Linked DNA regions of Homo sapiens: region 1 is linked to region 2. A link is a loop called in an ENCODE intact Hi-C map of the cell type or tissue named here. Cell type or tissue: OCI-LY7. All regions are shown on one strand. Links, peaks and the distances in the headings refer to the core of each region. The heading gives the core; the rest is flanking DNA. Region 1 has its middle 59 kb from the start of LINC02789. Region 2 has its middle 19 kb from the start of PTPRC.

What was found. Peaks named below come from ENCODE experiments on the same cell type or tissue, not always from the same donor. Only the 100,000 strongest peaks of a DNase experiment are listed, where the experiment ranks them.
Region 1: it touches region 2 in a loop (3-fold over the local background); 2 of 110 quality-filtered maps call a loop at or near these places.

The regions. Positions count from the first base shown.
Region 1 is chr1:199,087,200-199,092,591 of GRCh38, reverse strand. No RefSeq gene overlaps it. Among named protein-coding and RNA genes, the nearest start is that of LINC02789, 59 kb to the left of the region's middle. RefSeq lists an enhancer at 2,951-3,000. In OCI-LY7, for the core only: no CTCF peak of the experiment used is centred there; DNase peaks (open chromatin) are centred at 2,601, 2,861 and 3,111; H3K4me3 peaks cover 1,061 bases; H3K27ac peaks cover 1,969 bases.
Region 2 is chr1:198,617,585-198,622,976 of GRCh38, reverse strand. No RefSeq gene overlaps it. Among named protein-coding and RNA genes, the nearest start is that of PTPRC, 19 kb to the left of the region's middle. In OCI-LY7, for the core only: CTCF peaks have their summits at 3,055 and 3,270; DNase peaks (open chromatin) are centred at 1,276, 1,906, 3,046, 3,326 and 2 weaker places; H3K4me3 peaks cover 3,681 bases; H3K27ac peaks cover 4,414 bases.

The sequences.
Region 1 (5,392 bases), core at 74-5,073, 470 kb before region 2:
CTGTGGGACATCTATTTACCTATCAGGATCATCTGAAAACTTCCCCAGGTCTACTTTAATCTGCTTTAAGTCAGAGAAGGAGAAGGGTTCATGTACCTGGGTTGGGCCAAATCCCCATCCCCCAACAGCTTGAAGGGGACATAACCAATAGCCTGGGGGTTTTTGCCATCCCTTGGAGGTTTCTTTGCTTGTTTCCTTCTGGGTGGGGGACATTAGTGCAGGCTTATCATTAATAGGAAGGGGAGCTATAGGAAGGCTAGGATATGGAGGTAAGCTGAGAGATCCTCCTATGGAATGTAAATTGCAAGCTTTGCATAGTTATGAATTCTTCTTCAATGAAAAGAAAGCTTGGACATAATGTATTTCACTCCATTTGCCTTCTCTCTTACAGAAAAGGTCAAGCTGCAGGATAGTACTGTAATTTATACTTCCCTCAGGTGGTGGTTTTTCCCATCAGAGAGAGAATATTGGGGCTAGGCCGTAGTGCAGAAAAAAATGAGCTGCCTCTTTTTCAGGGTTTGCGGGTCAAATTGGTCCCAGCGGCTTAGGATGCATTTCAAGGGTGAGCCTGTTGATGCCTGAGTGTTTCCCATCTGAAAGAAAAATACTGCCCATGGTTTTGGTTTGTTTTGCACCCCCCTCCCCTGCTCAAGAACCCACAATGGTCCCTGGACCCTGCTGATCGGAATAGTTGCACTCACCGACGCAGCAGCAGAAACACTTGTTTTCCTCCTAGACCACAATGAGGACCAAGAAAGGTCAGATTTGGTGGCCCTTACTGATGCATTGTCGAAAACCTGCACCCTTGCCTTTCCTCTTAGACCACAAAGAGGACTGAGAAATGTTGGATTTACTGGCCCTTACCGACACATTCTCAAAAACCTGTTAGAGTCCTAAGCATTTTCTCCTGTTAGTATTGGGACTTTACCCCTGTCCTATAAAGATGATATGCTTCAAAATGGAGTGGAGGGCTATATCTTCGTGATGAGTGTTGCAGCTCTTAAAGGTGGTGCAGACCCAAAGAGTGAGCAGCAGCAAGATTTATTGTGAAGAGCAAAAGAACAAAACTTCCACAGTGTGGAAGGGCACCCGAGCAGGTTGCCACTGCTGGCTGGGGTGGCCAGCTTTTATTCCCTTATTTGTCCCCATGCATGTCCTGCTGATTGGTCCATTTTACAGAGTGCTGATTGGTCCATTTTACAGAGCACTGATTGGTCCATTTTACAGGGTGCTGATTGGTCCATTTTAGAGGGTGTTGACTGGTCCATTTTACAAACCTCTAGCTAGCTACAGAGCGCCAATGGGTACATTTTTACAGAGAACTAATTGGTGCATTTTACAAACCTCTAGCTAGCTACAGAGTGCTGATTAGTGCGTTTTTACAGAGCACTGATGGATGCATTTTACAAACCTCTAGCTACAGAAAAGTTCTCCAAGTCCCCACTTGACCCAGGAAGTCCAGCTGGCTTCACCTCTCAATAACTCCTACTTCTGTTTGGAACTCATCTCTGGAATCATCTGGCTTCAGAGTCCAACCAGAGTCAATAGTTATGAATATACCCTTGGTTATTCTGTTCCACACTCATCATACTCTCTTGCATGATCCAGGCCTGGATTTAATATCCAGTCATTTAGTATCTTCCCAAACTTGGACTACTTATTGAACTTTATCATGTGTAAAATGGGGCAATGTATCATGTGTAAAATGGGGCAATGTTATCAGCCTCACTGGATTATTTTACAGATTAAAAGAGAACAAATATAGGGAGTTAAGAACTAACTCTTGAACATGATAAGTGCTCAGTGTATTTTGATCTTTTTCCTTATGTTAATCAAATAACACCTGTCACTGCAGGCTTCATGAGAGTTGGTCTGTTTCTACAAATTATTTTTTATATCTTTTCAATATGTACTTCTTTGTTTTCCCACCATGATAGCACACTGCTGATGTTAAAAATATCACTGAGAACCAATTGATAAATATCAGAGCATTACCTCCCCACAAAAGGGTAATTCAGAGTTTGTAAACGATGACATTAATGGAAAATGCCACTTCAATTACAATTTTTTCTTTTCTGCTTTTTTTTTTTGGAGGGACTTGTTAAGAAAAATTATTCTAAGTTTTAATATTTCAAATTACATAGGATATTACATAGTTTAATCAAATTACATCTTTGCACATCTTGATTGATTCATTCATTTTGAAATATTACTTTAAAATCATGAAAATACAATAATAATTCTCATTCCAGTTTCTTTGATATTTTATCAAAACCAATATCCGTCATCAGTTTGTGGCAATATTTGATTTTTTTATCATGATTTAGTTCTTCTATTTTTAAGAATACATTTATTCTATCATCACATCACATTGTCAGAAGTCTCATAAGAAACATTGTTGAGAACTGTGTGACCAAGTACTTCTTTTAGGGTGTAATTCTTTCAAAGCAAGCTCTAGATTTTAACATAGTTGAATTAGTAGTATTTTTTGGCAATTTAATATGGAGGTATAAGATATTTGCACAAACTTACATATTTCTTAGAGGCTCCCTTCAATGAATGTTTTGAAACCAAACACGTGTATAACATCACCTAAACCAAGAAAGAGGATGTGGCCAGTATGTCGGAAAACCCCACTTATGCCAACTCCAGTTACTATTCTCCACCCCACAGTTGACACCCACTTCTAAAACCAGAGATGTTGCATATCTCTCACCTTTATCAAAATAAAATTTATCATTGACTAATTTTATTAATTTTAATTGATTTCATTAAAACAAAATGATACTGTATCTATTTAGTTGTGTGTGACTTCCTGTTCAACGTCTTGCTTGGCAAATTTAGAACTGTTTTTGCACACAGTTGTAATCAGTTCCTTCTTACTGACATATGGTATTTCACTAGAATTATGAACATACCAGTACAGGAGTTTTGGTAAACATGTGTATGCATTTCTATTGGGTATATCCTTAGAATTTGAATTGCTAGGCTGTAAGGTATGCATACATTTAGCTTTAGAGGACACTGCCAAAGAGCTTTCTATGAGGTTGTACTAAACTATACTAAACTATGTCTCACACCAACAGTATATGAAACTTGCAGTTGCTACAGATCCTCACCAACACCTGGTATTGTCTGTCTTCTCATGTTAACAATTCCAGTGAGGAAGTAGAGGTATCACATTGTGGTTTTTTAACTTGCATTTTGTCAATGAGTAATAAATATGAGTAACTTTTTCTATATTTATTGACCATTTTAATGTATTTTATGTGAATTGTTTAAGTATTTTGTGCATTTTACTATTCGATTTTCTATCCTTTCCTTATTAGTTTGCAGGTGTTCTTTACAGAGTCTAGATATGATTTTTTGTGTGGGGGGTAAATTTTTTGTAGATATACTCCTTCTTTATTTATTTAATGTTATCATTTGATGAACAGAGCTATTGATTTATCTTTTTGCTTTAGTTTAAAACTATTTGTGTTCTGTTTCTGAAATCTTGGACTACTCTAAAATCATGAAGATGATTGCCCATGTTTTCATCTAAAGCCATTATTGTTTTACCTTAACCACATAGACCACAGTCATTTTTAATTGATTTTTGTGACTTGGGTGAGCAGAAATTAAGATACTTATTTTTCTCAAATAAGTAATCCATTGATGCAGCACCTTTATTGGAAAAACTACACGTTGCCCACTGCACAGCAGTGTTACTTTTGTGATAAATTAGGTTGGCGTATATATGGGTAAAACTGTTTCTTAGTGAGTATATGAAGCACATATAGAAAACTAAAGAGAATAGTATAATTATCCCATACTATCCATCACACAGCTTCAATAATTATCAGTTCATGGACACTTTTCATATACTAGCACTCACTTCTTTCCGCAATTCCAAAGATTATATTATTTATCCATTAGTATTTCAGTATATCTTTCTGAAAGATAAGGTCTTTTTTCTAACATTCTGAAATATTATATTATCACACCTAAAAACTAACATTCACTTAATATCACCAAATGCCCACTTATTGTTCAATTTCTGATTGTCCCATACATTTTTAAGGAGGTGTTCATCCAAATTACATTTTTAAGGACTTGTTCATCTAAATTAGAATTAAAAAATGTTTATGAACCTGAGCAACATAGTGAGAGACCCCATCTCTTAAAAAAAAAAAATTGGCCGGTCATGGTGGCATGCGCCTGTGTTCCCTGCTACTCCAGGAGCTGAGGCAGGAGGATCTCTGGAGCCCAGGATTTTGAGGCTGCAGTGAGGTACGATTACATCACTGCACCCCAGCCTGGGTTGTTGACAGAGTGAGATCCCAGCTCTTAAAAAGAAAATGTTTATACATTGTAATTGGTTGATAGGTCTCTTCAGTCTCTTCTAAAAACTACAGTTTTTCCTCTCTCTCTCGTGCGTGTATGTGTGTGTGTGTGTTCTTTGCGATGAATTTTTAAGAAGCTGGTTCAATAGTTCAGTAGAGTGGTCCACATTTTGGATTTTGTTATATTAGTCAATGATTAGTTCCTATTGGAACAAGACTTTTTTAAAAAAGATTGATTTCTAGGTACTGAAACAAAGCAACAGTTACCTCAATATCACCAAAGTGGAGTACCAGCTGAAGTTTGTGCTAATACCTAATGCTTATGTAAGAAATACACCTATTTTTATAATAGGTTTCTATATGCACTGTCCAAGGGCATTTTAACTGTAGCACTATTGACATTTTGTTTGGGCTGGTGAATTCTTTGTTGTAAGGGGATGTCCTACACTTTGTAGGATGTTTAACAGTATCACTGGCCTCTTTACTTTAGATGCCAGTAGCAGGCCCCAGTTGTGAACATATAAAACACTTATTGTCATTCACCCACTGCTTGCCATTTTTCATCCCTATTCTTTATATTTTCTCACCTTGATCTGTTATAAGTTCCTTGAGAATAGGAGCAATGTCTTAATGAATGAATTGGGGTTATTGATCATTTTTATGCCCTTGTGATATTTGCTTCTGAGGACCAAATGAGATAATCCACAAAAGACTCCCTTCGAACACTTTGCAGGGCCCTGGTAAAAGTGTTGGACATTTTTAGATCCTGTTACTGGTTTTGCCTCACCATTTCCTGCTGCATTGTACTCAGTCCACTGCTATTGACTCCTCCATTTCAAACCAAGCATTTTTGTGTAGTCAGCAATGTTTTTCCATTAATTCTTCTTTCCTTCTTCACACAAATCAACCAACTTTTTCCTCTTGACTTAATTCCCACAGTTTCAAGTTACAGCTTTCCCAGCCTCATCTCTCAGCTTCTCATACACTAATCTTTCTGTGTTTCCCACAGTCAACCTCCCTATTTCTACTCCATTTACCTACACTCCCACCATTCTCTCCCCGAATAC
Region 2 (5,392 bases), core at 292-5,291:
AAATATTTTTAGACTTATATCTAGTATATTCAAGGCACTGGCAATAGGACCCAAGAACACAAAAATAAGTAAGAACAAAGTGCACATTCTACAAGCAGAAGCTCAGTACCAAGTAGTGAAACAGACTTATAAAAAATAATGAAAATGGAGTGTGATTAAATTGTCATGGCATTGAGACCTAAAGGAGGAAGTGATCAACTATGCTTGAGTGGGCAGTAGAAGGTGCACAGGGGACACCTGTGAGCTGAGTGGGGGAAGACAACAATTAACTTCCAAATAGGGGGTTAGCAGGTAGGAATGCAGGGAGGTTTCCAAAAGAAACATCTCATTTGAACAACTGTAAGTACTTTCTTTAGCAGGCACATAATATGCAGAAGAAGAATTTGGAGAGACGAGCTATACTCAGGCACTGAAAGATCTTGAATGGGATCCTCAAAGATTTGGATTTCAATCTGTGAGCAATCAAGGATCATAAGGCATTGTAAGCAGGAGAGGCATAGGGGAAAATTTATTTTTAATAAAAATCATTCAGTCAGTAGCACAGGATGGGCTTGACTGAGAGGACAATAATCATGACACCACGATGAGGATAAGAACCAAGGAAAAAGACATGAAGCTGTAGTAGGAGCCAGAGGTGAAAGCTATTAAAAATGCCTCATCAATATGTTTGGGACTGTCAGCAGGAGGGGAGCAGTGAAAAACTCCCAGATTATCCCCAAGCATTTAGAGTAGTCAAACTGGTAAGATACAGCTGATGTGGATAAATGTAGTTATTTCTCCATTCTTGCTTAAGTCTGATTTCTCCTGTTTTGCATCTTAAAATGCTTCCTTTTTCTTCCTCTCTGCTACCAATTCATCTCTATTCTCCCTCAACAAAGAATGTACAGCTTGGTAACAATCTAATTTGTTTTTTTCTTTCATCTTCTTTATGTCATGACTCTTTCAGCAAACTTTTAATTGATATACTTTTTCTCTCTCTCCCCCTCCCTCCCTCTTCTCTCTCTCTTTCTTTTCTTTATTTTGTCCATGCACTCACAATGTGTCTCCTGACTTAAAATTCCAGGAGGGGTGGGATGTGGAGTAGAGATGTGGTGGAGATTGCTCAGACTTAAAGCCTGAGCATTTTTCAGGCTGGGTCCTCTACAACATTTTGTCCATGTGGTATCTCACCAGCACATAGTGTAGAAAGTGTCACCTTGGCCTACAAGATGTAAAACAGCTAATGGAGGGCTCAAATGTAGCTCTCCACAAACTTCTCTCTTACTTTTGATGTGGGCGGAAATGAGCTCTGCCTAAAATGCTCCATTGGTTTCGCCCCTCCTAGCTGGGTGGTGCAACTGCAAAGAATGTGCTGTGAACCTTGTGAGCGAACATTTGAGCGCCACAGATCCATGACCTGTGGCAATAACTTAGGAAACTATAAAACCAGAAGCATAGTGACGCTAACAATAGGAACTTGGCCTTTCCTTCGTCTTACTATGGAATGCCTTCCTGGCCCACAACTCAAAGGTGCCCTTAGAGTAGCATCTTCAGGAGTGCTGATGCACTTCCTTTGTGATGAACTAAACAGCCTCTACTGTGCTGCAGAGCAAGAGTGAGACAGGAACATGTGCTCACAGGAAGTCAGTGGTTCCCTTTTTAACAATACCTGCTCCCAGTTCAGCCTTTTATAACTGCCTTTCAGAGCTTTTATGTGTTGGACAGAGAAGCTGGGCTCTACTCTACTGTCCCTCCCCTCCTGTGGGACTCCTTTCCAGTGGCTGGGTAGAGGGGAGTTTGCTGGGGCAGGAAGCAGCAGAGGGAGTTCCACAGCAAAGGATGAGACTCAGCGCAAGCTCACAGCTGTGTGAGCCAAGTTCAGTGCCTAGCTTAGATTCCACCTGTGGTTGTGGTAGGGGAGGCCAGCGGAAGTGTAATTCCTTCCGCATGACAGCCGATCAAGGTTCATATGTATGTGACATGCATATTAGGGCCAGCAGTTCCTCCTAAACAGGAGAGGTCCTCCCCTCCATGACACACACACATCCTGCCCTTAGCTAATATTTACATGCTAACTCTGGACAATTCTTCATTTAAATAAAAAATGAATAATTTGAGGACACCTGAAATGGGTTGAAAATGTCTGTTATGCTTAGAGATAAATGAGTGATGACACCATGCGGTTGATTATCTCCACAATGGTAAAGAAATAATTTAAGAGAGAAAAACAAGGTGAATAGGACCAGATCAATGACAAAACTGACCTTATCTTCTTAAGTATATTATGAAGGAAAGTACATATTTTCATCTTGGCCACCTGAAGTGAGCTCTGAAGGAACTCCATTCTTTAGATCTATACTTGTGATCCCACTGATCCCAATGAACAAAATTCCTTGAGGCCTGCTCTTTCATTTGTTTCTCTGGAGCACAAGAACCAGGTCCATGTTTACTGTGTTGGAAGACAGTGATCCTCGGCCTGATAGTCTGTGCTGATATATTTAAAAGAATGTAAGTAAATCTACACTTTTCAAATAGAAGAGGAAGTATTCACGCAAATGTGTAGTGCCTCCCTGTAGACGGATATGATCAGCTATTTTAGCTGCAAGTTTACAATTGTTGACATACTATAAAGACCATACTCTCAAGAAAGCATCAGAAAAATTCACTAGTAGTGATATAGTGAATGGTAGAACTAAAAATCAAAGATCTAGGATCTAGTCTTTTTACTGCTATTAATTAGCTGAGTGGTGTTCTACAAATTGCTTGACTTTCTAATCAAGTTAGCAAGTCTCAGTTTTGTAATTGCCAAAACAAATGATTTAAACTTCAGAATCTCTAAGGTTCATATATGCCAATATTTAAATATGGAAAACATTATCTTAGTGTAAGGGCCCATTTCCCCTGAATGAAGGCATATAATGCACAAAGACAATAACAGCACAGCCAGGTTCTGGAGCTGTTTACCAGCCAAGGTGAATCCATCAACTTCCTTTGACACTGTAAGGTGTCTTCTTCTATATCAGTACCCGAAAAAACTCAAGGATCCCTCCTCCGTGGTCATTTGCATCAGTTACATAAGTAGCCTGGTTGAAATCAGCACATTAAGGTATGACTTCCGTCTCCATTTGAAATTGTTTCTCCTCCTAGCAGCTTATGAGGTTTTCCATCCCTCTCTGTTTCTGGTACTCCTGTATCTTTCCTTCTCTCTGCAGCCAGTTTTTGCCTCTCTGCATAATATCTCAGATCTAGCTTCTGTAACTGGTAAGAGGATTACAATTAAACATGCAACCGAAATCTAGAAGTGTTTTGGTACAAGGTATCAGAGCACTGCTGCAGGTAGCTTCTGCAACAACAGGATATGGTGTAGATAATTCTGTCAAAAGATGTATGGTCCTTAATGTAGACATTAATGTCCTCAACAGTGCACCTCAGCTACCTTGCTGTGCATATCAGATTTCAGCAGCAGGGGCAAGTGGGAGTAGTATTGGCACCTTCAGCAAGTTTTGGAATGAGAGATGCCATCAGAGCTGTAAAAAAGAAAGACCAAGGATGGTGAGGGGTGGCATGAGGATGAGTCAAAGGTAGCATACGTGAAACTATCTCCTCCCACCTCATAGGTGATACTCAAAACTACTTGAGAGAAATGTGAAGAAGGCTGGAGTTCACAAATGGCAGAAGGGATATTGTGAACCTATTCTTATCTATTGAGAATGGAATAGGAAACATATTTGGCACATATTTTAATAAGACACTTTTTAAACTCCAACTGTCTGCAAATCATTTATGGCCAATCTAAATCATTTATAGTTAGCATCTATATTTTCCACAATTTCCAGAATCTTAACACTAATACAATGTTCCATGTTGTGGTATATGCTATTGGAATAACATGTCAAATACACTGAAACTCGAAAGTGTAAAATATAGGGTATTATTAATCAACTGATCCACATTTATTTAACCCACAAATTTGCATTAAACGTTTACCCTTTATTAGTTCAATGTGATGTTATTATAGTGACGGTATAATAATGATCCAGTAAAAATGTACATCAAAATTAAGAATAATTAAGATAAATTTGGAGAGAGCATGATTCCAAACAACAATAGAAAAATGATGATACCATATTAATAACCCTTATTTATTGGTTGCTGTTTTCATAAAACTCCTACATACATTACTTTATTTAAATGTGAGAATCAATACTAAGTAGTGTGTTATCTCCATTATAGAGCAGGTAGAGGGATTTCAAAACAATGATTGCAAACTTATGGCTGTTTTTTTTTTCTTTTTGACTCACATTATTGCTGTGGCTCTTTTAATCTGAATTAGCAGTATTCAAAAACAAGAAGAATTTACATAAAAATTTATATAAACTTCCCTTTAAAAACAAGGATATTGTACAACACCAGAGTCCACATTCTTAGCATGACAATAATATGCTGATGTTGAATAATGTATGTTCCTTTAAACAAGGCACCCAACTAGTCACCAATATGTTTTTTGTTAAAGATGTAATTAATATGTAATACACATATGGAAAAATGCAAAGAAAAAAAGATTATTTTTATAAAGTTAACACAAAGTTAATTTTTACATCAAGAAATACCCAAATCAAGAAATAGAACATTATTAACACTTCAAAGCCCCGCTTGTGTTCCTTCCAAATGACTCCCACCACCAAACATCACCCCACTATCTTGATTCCTTACACCATAGGTTATTTTTGTGTTTTTTTTGTTTTGTTTTGTTTTGTTTTGAGATGGAGTGTCGCTCTTTCGCCCAAGCTGGAGTGAAGTGGCACAATCTCGGCTCACTGCAACCTCTGTTCCCTGGGTTCAAGCAATTCTCCTGCCTGCCTCAGTCTCTGGAGTAGCTGGGAATGCAGGTGTTCACCACCATGCCTAGCTAATTTTTTGTATTTTTAGTAGAGACAGGGTTTCGCCATGTTGGCCAGGCTGGTCTTGAACTACTGACCTCAGGAGATCCCCCTGCCTCGGCCTCCAACAACCACACCCGGCCAACCACCACACCCAGCCATTTTTGCTTGTTTTCGAGCTTTACATAAGTGATACACAATTTCTTTCTTGTGTGTGGCTTCTGTTCCACATCATTTTGTTTGTGAGATTCATTCATGTTGCACTGCATATTTGAAGCTTGTTCATTCTCGTTGTTGTATAGATTCTATTCATGAACATATATCAATTTTATTTATTCATTTGATTTTGCTATACATCTGCCTTCTTTCTAATTTAAGTTGCAAATAGTGCTGCTGTGAATATTCTGCTGATGAATATCTTTTGGTGAATGTATATACCATTTCTCATAAGAATTCACCTAAGAATAGAATTGCTGGGTCATATGGTATGCATATATTCAGCTTTAGTTAGATAATGCCAAAAATATTTCCAA